2 separate regions of the Homo sapiens genome follow, and region 1 is linked to region 2. Evidence: chromatin loops called from intact Hi-C (ENCODE). Cell type or tissue: GM12878. All regions are shown on one strand. Each heading gives the region's core, and the rest is flanking DNA. Links, peaks and the distances in the headings are about the cores only. Region 1 overlaps LINC02917 (long intergenic non-protein coding RNA 2917). Region 2 overlaps LINC02917 (long intergenic non-protein coding RNA 2917).

The links. A loop is a pair of places that touch in the nucleus more often than their neighbours do. Peaks named below come from ENCODE experiments on the same cell type or tissue, not always from the same donor. Only the 100,000 strongest peaks of a DNase experiment are listed, where the experiment ranks them.
Region 1: it touches region 2 in a loop (2.1-fold over the local background); 1 of 110 quality-filtered maps calls a loop at or near these places.

The regions. Positions count from the first base shown.
Region 1 is chr3:152,174,955-152,179,362 of GRCh38, forward strand. The region is part of intron 1 of LINC02917 (long intergenic non-protein coding RNA 2917); the gene reads right to left. All of the region lies in intron 1 of LOC101928166 (a long non-coding RNA gene), which reads right to left. Among named protein-coding and RNA genes, the nearest start is that of LINC02917, 28 kb to the right of the region's middle. In GM12878, for the core only: no CTCF peak of the experiment used is centred there; no DNase peak of the experiment used is centred there.
Region 2 is chr3:152,125,054-152,129,455 of GRCh38, forward strand. The region is part of intron 2 of LINC02917 (long intergenic non-protein coding RNA 2917); the gene reads right to left. Among named protein-coding and RNA genes, the nearest start is that of LINC02917, 78 kb to the right of the region's middle. In GM12878, for the core only: no CTCF peak of the experiment used is centred there; DNase peaks (open chromatin) are centred at 1,339 and 2,198.

The DNA of each region.
Region 1 (4,408 bases), core at 327-4,326, 50 kb after region 2:
GTATATATGATTCCATTTCTGTAATGTAACAGTCCAGAACACTCTCCACCTCCACTTATTCAAATACTACTTTGTGTTTAAAGTTCAGTTTGTCCACTCATCCATGAAGACTTCTTTAGTCATTTCAACGTCTGATTGTCCACCTCTGCACATCTTTAGGACTTCTCACCCAGGACAAATGATATTGCTTTATATGGTTATTTGCCTTCTGCTATTAAGCCCTGGCTCTCACAAGTGCCATACCCAGTGTTTATCGAGCTACAGTATGACTTTCCAAACAGTAGAGGCTCAATATCTAGCTGCTGATGATACAGTTGCAAAGTTCAGAAGTGGCTAACCACTCTGCATCTGAATAGAACTGATGCTGAATGAAAGGCTATCATAATTTCTCACAGGGTCTCTGACCCATGATTCACTGTAAAATGTAATTAACATACAGTTCTCATACTTTGTAGTTAGCAGAGACAAAACTGAACATTTGTAGGTACATTCATATTAGGAAGGCTTTGGGCAGTGCAGTTACCAGGGTTATTTGTGTAGAACTATGAATTAAAGAGTTTTGCAAAGGCAGATCTAACATTCTTTTCCGCACAATGAGGTAAATCTTCCATTTGTACATTCACTCCCATTTTCATCTCTTTCTCTCCTTGAAATTTGTTTTGCAAGAACATTTTAATGCATTTATCTCCTTCCTTCAGCTTGTGAAATTACTCATGCCTGGGATGCATAATCGAGAGGTGTCCTGTTACATCCATGGGATTTGAGGCTTTATGAATCATTCCAACATCAGAAGAATGTTTGTATAAGAAGAAATAGATTTATATGAAAAAATGTATAAAGAATTTTTAACAACCCTGGCTCTTGGTTTGGGCAGGCTTACAAGGGAGAATTTCTATGTATGCAGGCAGCAAATACATAGTTGGCAACATTTAAATATTAAAATAGCTTCATGAAGGCAGGTGCTTTTTCACTGGGAATTTGCAGTGTGCATTTTCATCAATTTATCCTCCTCATTTTTACACATTGGAAAGGAATGACTTTAATCCTCAGATTAGCACATGGCAGTCCTTTAAAACTGGAATTACAATTTCTCCAAGCACACGGACATACCTGGTATGGAAAAAGGATAATTATCTTTACAGAAAAGCTACTAGGATGATTTGCCTGAGGGTGGATATGAAATCCTCTGGACATATTTCAGAGAAACAGCAATTTTTAAAAACATGATAGTTAGCTACTCTCTACTTGAAATAATGAGGTTTGTTTTTATTAATGAGAAGTTCTGGAGTTCTGTTTTCATAATGGTCGAGACATTGTGTGTGTGTGCATGTGTGTGTGATCTCTAAAATTTTATTTATACTTATTAAAATTAGGTTTTAGGCTACCAAGAATTTTTGAGAACACTAGAGGCTCCTTGTCACAATAGGAATCATCGGAATTTCAGTAAATGTTATTTAGTCTAGGGAAGCCCTTTCAAATGAAATGGCTAACACTGGAAATAATGCTGGGCATAGGAAGAGTGTGGTTTGTGGTTAGAAAGCCTGCAACTTCTAGTTCTCCAAAAGATCCTTTTTGCTGTATTCCTGTTCTCCTCATTTTTTGAAGTTTCCTAGCATATTTGATTTTCAGAAACTTTTCACAAAAATACCTGAAATTCTTTCACATAAATGAAAATGAATCATTAAATGTAAAACAAAATATTTGAGCTGTAATGGAGACCTGGGTCCCATCAAATCCAACTCCTTTATAATTCTATAGAAATGAAGCACGCTCTACAGAAGTTAAGTGTACAACTGAATTATTGAAAAGCTGGACATGCAGACAGTGTGTTCATTCCTTTTCATCATTGCCCTTTTAAGTCTGTTTTATCAAATACTTCTTTCCTGCCCTGGGATAAAATCTTGGGCTTTTCCAACTACTCTCAGGTATTAATGAATAGTGTGAATGAATAATCTAATTTTCCAAGCATTGAAAAGTTTAATATCCGTATCAGTTAGCTCTGGGCACCATAACAAAATACCACAAACTAAATGGCTTAAAATTTATTTATCACAATTCTGGAGGCTGGGAATTCCAAGATCAGAGTGACAGCTGATTTGGTTCTTGATGGGGTATCTCTTCCTGACTTACAGACGGCCACCTTCTTGATGGTGGGGAAAGAGGAGAGATCTTTCTCTCTCTTCCCCTTCTTATAAGGCCACTTATCAGATTAGCACTCTCTCTCCTCCATGACCTCATTCAGCCTTTACTGCCTCCTAAAAGCCCTATCTCCAAATATAGTCACATTGGTGGTTAGGGCTTCAACATCAAAATCTGGGGGAAGGGGACACAATTCCAACAATAACAATATCAAAGCTTCTGTCTCTCCTCTAATTCATAGCTGAGGCCTAACTAAGCCAGTTTTGGAAAGTGGTCACCTTTTTCCAGTTTTATGTTATTATTCATTCTAGCTTTTGTATTCCTCAATGGTCACAAAGCTGCTTCTTTCTTATGTGATGTGGAAGAAAGATGGGGAAAGAAAGAAGGGGAATTGGTATCATGTAGTTCTCCTTTCTCTATTCGTGCACTTGAGCAGATCTCAAAAAGTTTGTACTTTTAGGGTGTCCTTGGGAGCTTTTCAAACAAACCCATCATTATCCAGGGTCCTCTTCTGCTGAAGACCACAATGCTACAGAGTGTCTCCTCTAGTTGACTGTGTATGACACCTTCCTCAGTCCCTGCTTCTGAGTTTCCTACAGAGACTTTCCTAGTTGTGTTGCCATGTTCCTCTAGTGACCTTCATAGTCAGGCTCCCCTTCCAGATAACTCAAATCCAGCTACCTTCTGGGAGCCATGCAAATGTCTACTTTAACTTGTCAGGAAGAAATAACAATCAAAGCTAGCACTCACTATGTGCCAAACCCAGTGTCAAGCACTCACCATACTTCAACTCATTTCATTCTCACAACCCTCATTTGAATTATTTCTACAAAGCCACAGAAAAATTAGTTACGCAACCATGAACACTTAGTTAATAAGTGGTGGATGTGAAATATGGACTTAACCAGTAGAGACACAGAAACTACACTTTGAACCACTGCACCACACTGAGAGAATGACCAAGAGTGTTTCTTTTCCTCCAAATCTGTCTCATCACTCTGTCATCATAGGCAGCTCCAGCCTCAGTTTCTAGGTGTAAGTCAGGGACTCTTCCTCATTTTTTTCCAACTGAAGGAGCACAGACTAAGTCCTTCAAGGGTTTCATGGAAGTCTGCCTCATTCGATTTATCTGGAAAGCACCACCTGCTCTCCTCTATAATGAGAAGGAGAATAATCAAAACCATAATGTCTTTGGACAAGCTCACTGGATCCTTTTAATGAGCTCATATGGTATTGTTTAGCTAAAGATGGAAGATCCAATTTTAAGGCCCCACTCAGATGGCCTAGAACATCCCACTAGAACATAGGGGTATTTCATACCTGGTGCTTTAATCTTTGAGGCCCCACTGAAATTTGCCAAGGGAGGGAGCATACCATTTTGACATTCTATTTAATGAATTGCTCACTATCACACAATTATCTAGTTGCTAAGCCAGAAGGAAAGTAGTCACATAGCTACTAACAAAGTTAACAAATCTCTAGGAAAACATGGATTTTCTCAGGAATCAAAGCTAAAGGATAAAATGGCAATGTATGTGGGTATATTTCTGGGATGTGTGTGTGTGTGTGTGTGTGTGTTTAATCCGCTATCCATTCTGTCTTCTAACAATAGCAACCATATTTTCTTCTAATGAAGTACTCCACTTATACCTCAGGCTATGTGATCCAGGCAAAATTTACTCAGCTCCCATAGTTCTAGAGGTAGGTATCTGAACTCATTGCAGCCAAATTTCATAGCCACAATAACCAGTTAAGGGATGTACAAGGGACCCAGTTTAGTACAATGAGAGTTTCCTTAGACTTATTCTGGAACTACTATAAAACAGATGCCTTATTTCTTCTGGACTTGCTAAAACTGGTAGCCAATTTTTCTACCAATGGAGATGACCTACCTAGGTATGAAGCGCAAATATAGGAAAACAGCCTGAAAAGAAAGTGAAAGAATCATGATGGCATATCAGAAACTCTGGATCCAGTCATATCTGAAGCTAAATACCTAAAATCTTCAATTATATGGAATTAATACATCCATTTATCAATCAACTTGAAAATAAAATATCACAATAGAATATTAATGGATGGTAAAGAGTTTTTACAGGGCCCATCATGGGGTGTGGACTGATCCTGTTGACACTCCTGAAATTATATTTCATATGTAGTTGATTTTCCTGCTTCTCTACCCCAGTCATCGTCAATGTCCTATCTGCATCACTTTGCAGTCACCTTTGTGCAGAGTCACGGGATTTTAAATTCAAACACCTGAGACTCT
Region 2 (4,402 bases), core at 1-4,000:
CGCTGTCTCTACTAAAAATACAAAAAATTAGCCGGGCATGGTGGCAGATGCCTTTAACCCCAGCTACTCAGGAGGCTGAGGCAGGAGAATCCCCTGAACCCAGGAGGTGGAGGCTGCAGTGACCTGAGATCGCGCCATTGCACTTTGGCCTGGGAAACAAGAGGGAAACTCTGTCTCAAAAAAAAGAAAAAATGTTATTTCTGATAAAATTCAGAAGAATTGTGCCTGGCCTTTTGGGATCAAACAATACCTTATATATAAATCCCATACACAATCTATATAATACAAAGAACTTTACAAAAGATAGATTTTTAAAAATGTACTTTTCTAGTAACCAGAAGAGATTAAGAAGGTCTATGTTCTAGTAACTAAAGGAGATTAAGGAGGTCTTCGTGTTTAAATTGCTACATTTTTTAAAAATAAAAAATGCATTTTTATACTATTTGGAAAATTGCATGAAATTAGGTTTTTATATCTTGATACCTAAATATTGAATCAATTTAGATTATGTATATTGTAATTTCAGAAGAGCAACTACAGTGATCAGAGTCAAGGATAGTAATTCAAATTAAAAGCAAAAAAATTAGCACAGACTAATTTATATCTTAAAAGCACAGCTCAAGCTGAGCATGGTAACATGTGCCTATAGTCCTAGCTACTTGAAAGGCTGAGGTGGAAGGATCACTTGAGACCAGGAGTTCGAGACCAACCTGGGCAACATAATGGGACCCAGCATATCTTTTTAAAAAGTGCAACTCAAGGTATCTCAACATACTTGAAGAGTAGGAAGGCAAGAGGAGACAATATTTTTATAAGAACATAATTAGGAATAATTTAAATAGCCAAACATGGTATGATGTATTACTTGGTAGAAAGTGATGGCAACAAATTTTAGTGCAATGGGTAAAATGAAGGTAAAAAAAAATTAATGTATCTGAATAGAGCATATCGTTATTCAGAAATACATTGACATTAACATTGGCATAGTGATAGCCAGGATGACTGAATGAGCCCAATGCCTCCCAACCACAGATCCATGGATAAAAGATACAGAAAGTAAGACCAGAATCATGAGAAATTTAAAGGGGGAACTAAAAATAGCTCAGGAGTTGTAAAAGTGTTCAGAACAAATCACAAATAAATAGAAAAAAAACAATTTTGTTATCAAAGATAGACTTTTTAAAGCTGGGGTGCGTGCTTACCATATTACCCATGAATATTGTCAGTAGCCATTACTTTACATGTCTCTCTAAAGCAGCATTGAAAAAGCTGTTCTGAGTCAGAACATTTAGCAATAAATGTTCTCTCTGACAGCAGTGCCAAGGGACATCTTGTTGATGGATATAATCAATCACAAAGTCCTCTATTCCCACGGTCATGCTTCATCCAATCACTAAATATTATCTGTACTTTTGCTATGTGCAAGACACTGTTCTAATTTTAGTACACCATAAGAATGAATCATAGCATCTGCTCTTAGGAACAATCTACTCCAGAGGACATATAGATACCTCTATTATAGGAGCAGAAGAAGTATGTGCCACCCAAATTTCTTTCAGGAGTTCGTAGAGGAAAGATTACAAAATATTCTAACCCAGTGCCTTATATACGATCAATATTTGTCAAATTGGTTAATGAATTTATGAATCCAGTAATTTTCCTGAGCTCCATATAAATCTATTTGAGATTTTCATCCTGTATTATGTTTGTGGCACAAGATTTAGAGTTACCTCTCTATATAATATGTGTGTATATATGTGAATAAAATGACATCATTCAAGATTCTGTGAATAACATCTTTTTTATGAATCTTGGTCTATTACTAAATGTGTACACATGATTTTATGCACTTTGATTATATACATCTTTAGCTTTAATTACTCAGAATTTTACATTTCATAATTTCCCATATTCTCTTCAAAAATCTTTCTATCTCCTGGTTGCCCTCCCATCCTACTGGCTTCAGTTTCTCAGTCTCCTTTGTGGCCTGTGTTTCTTCACTATCTTCCTTATAATTTGGTCTTGCCAGGTTTCTGTCCTGAGCCTCTATTGTGTTCACTATGCATTTTTCTCTAAGTGACAACATTTGGTCTCGTGGTTTCAATGACCCACTAGTCTCACACTATTACCACATCTAATCCCCTAGCTTAGATATATCTTTTAAGCAGAGACTCAAACACTCAACTCTATACTGAAAAGCGACATCTAGATGACGTGACTCAACTCTGTACTGAAAAGCGACATCTGGATGATGTGACACACAGGGATCTGAAACTGAACAAGTCCTATTAATTCTATCACCTAAATATTTCCATAAGCCACACATCCTGCTCATTGCTACACCTTTAGTTGAGTCCCTTATTAGTTCTCAGAAACATTAATTCAACATCACTTCTCTGACTTTTCTATCTCATGCTTGCTCCCCTACCAGCACACCAGGATATATTTGCCACACCACTGACAGACTGATCTTTAGAAAGCTAATCTTATTTTGTTACTTCCCAATTAAAAATACTTTAGTGATATTACATAAATTTTAAAATAATTAGCATGGTATATGCCAACATTGATGACCTGGCCAACAACCACCTTTCTACTTTTACCATTGATCATTCCTATTATTCTCTATAAACCAACTAATAGTAAATTTGCAGGCTTTCAAGATGTCCTCTCTTCATTCTGTGCCATTAGAAATGTTTCTTTCTCTGCCCTTTCTCTCTCCTTTATCTGGTTAACACCAACTCAAGCATTTCTCCTAATACATTTCTCCTAATACATCTTCAAAAAGCAGTCTTTAATCATTAAAAATTTTTATATATTGCACCAAATATATTAGGCAGGTTGCAATCTTTGATGTAGGTATGAGTGCTTCTCTAAGATCATTTTAAGAGTTTAAAGTCTTTTTCTTTCTACTAGGAAATCTGAATGAAAAGATAATACAGACTAAAATTGTCATAGCTGTCTATATTGATGGTTAAGAGTTACTGATCTAAAGACCTAAGTTTGAATCCTGTCTCTCTCAAGTACCAGTTTGGTAACCTCAGGAAAACATTTATTTTAATCTCTCAGTTTTCTACTATCTAAAGTGGTTGTAGTTAACTGCTTCACAGGGTTTTTATGATACTAAATAAAATGTCATATATGAAGCATTTACACGAATATAATTATCCCAGAAAAGCCCTACACATCATCTACTATATACATTATATAATCTTTTATATTTAAAAGTGTATATCTGATATATTTATGAACAAAATGATACGGTGTCTGGGAATTGCTTCAAAACAATCCGGTGAAGAGAATAATCAAAGATGTGGAGGTATAGAGGAAACATGATTGTTTCTGAGTTGCTAACTCTAAAGCTTGTTAGTGGTATGAGGAGGGTCCATTACACTAACCTCTCTGCAAGAGTATGTGTTTGAAATTTTTTAGAATAGAAGTACTTTTAAAAGTATGAAGATTTGCGGTTTCTTTTATTAGAGTCAGATGAAGTGTTGGCTTGCATGTAGAGATCTCATCATATAAAAAGTATGTATCTTTGACTAAAATCACCCTCTGTAAAATGAGAAGCTATGCTTTGAGAGGTATGAGAGAACTGATATGATTTAGGGAACAGAAAATTCAGAACTCCAATCTCATGCTTAGTCCAAGGACATGCACCACAATGTGCTCTGGCTAGCAGATATACCCAGAATACTTAAATTCTCTCTCTCTCTCTCTCCACGCACCCGCCCTCCCACCGGCTTCCTCCCCTCTCTCTCTCCCACCCCCAGAATAAACTGTTACATTCATTTAATATAAACGCATGTATAATATCACATCAACATATACGGTTTTATATTTTTTTCTTTCAACTTTTATTTTGGTTATGGGGGTACACGTGCAGGTTTGTTACATTGATTCATCCTATCCATGAGCATAAAATGTTTTTCCATTTGCTGTGTCATCTCTGATTTTTTCAGCAGTGTTTTGTAATTCTGGTTGTAGACATCTTTCACTTCCATAGTTAGTTGTATTCCTAAGTATTTTAGTCTTTTTATGGTTATTGATGTGCCTCTCAGCTTGAACATTATTGGTGCACAGAAAGGCTACTGATTTTTGCATATTGACTTTGTATCTTGAAACTTTACTGAAATTGTTTATCAGTTCTAGGAGCCTTTAGACAGAAATTATGGGTTTTTCTACTTATCAAATCATATTGTCTGTGAAGAGAGATAGTTTGATTTTCTTTCTTCCTATTTAGATGCCTATTATTTCTTTCTCTTGCCTTATTGCTCTGGCTAGGACTTCCAGAATGTGTTGAATAGGAGTGGTGAGAGTGGGCATCCTTGTCTTGTTCCAATTCTCAAAAACAAGGCTTCCAGATTTTGCTCATTCAATATGTCAGCATACATAGTTTTAG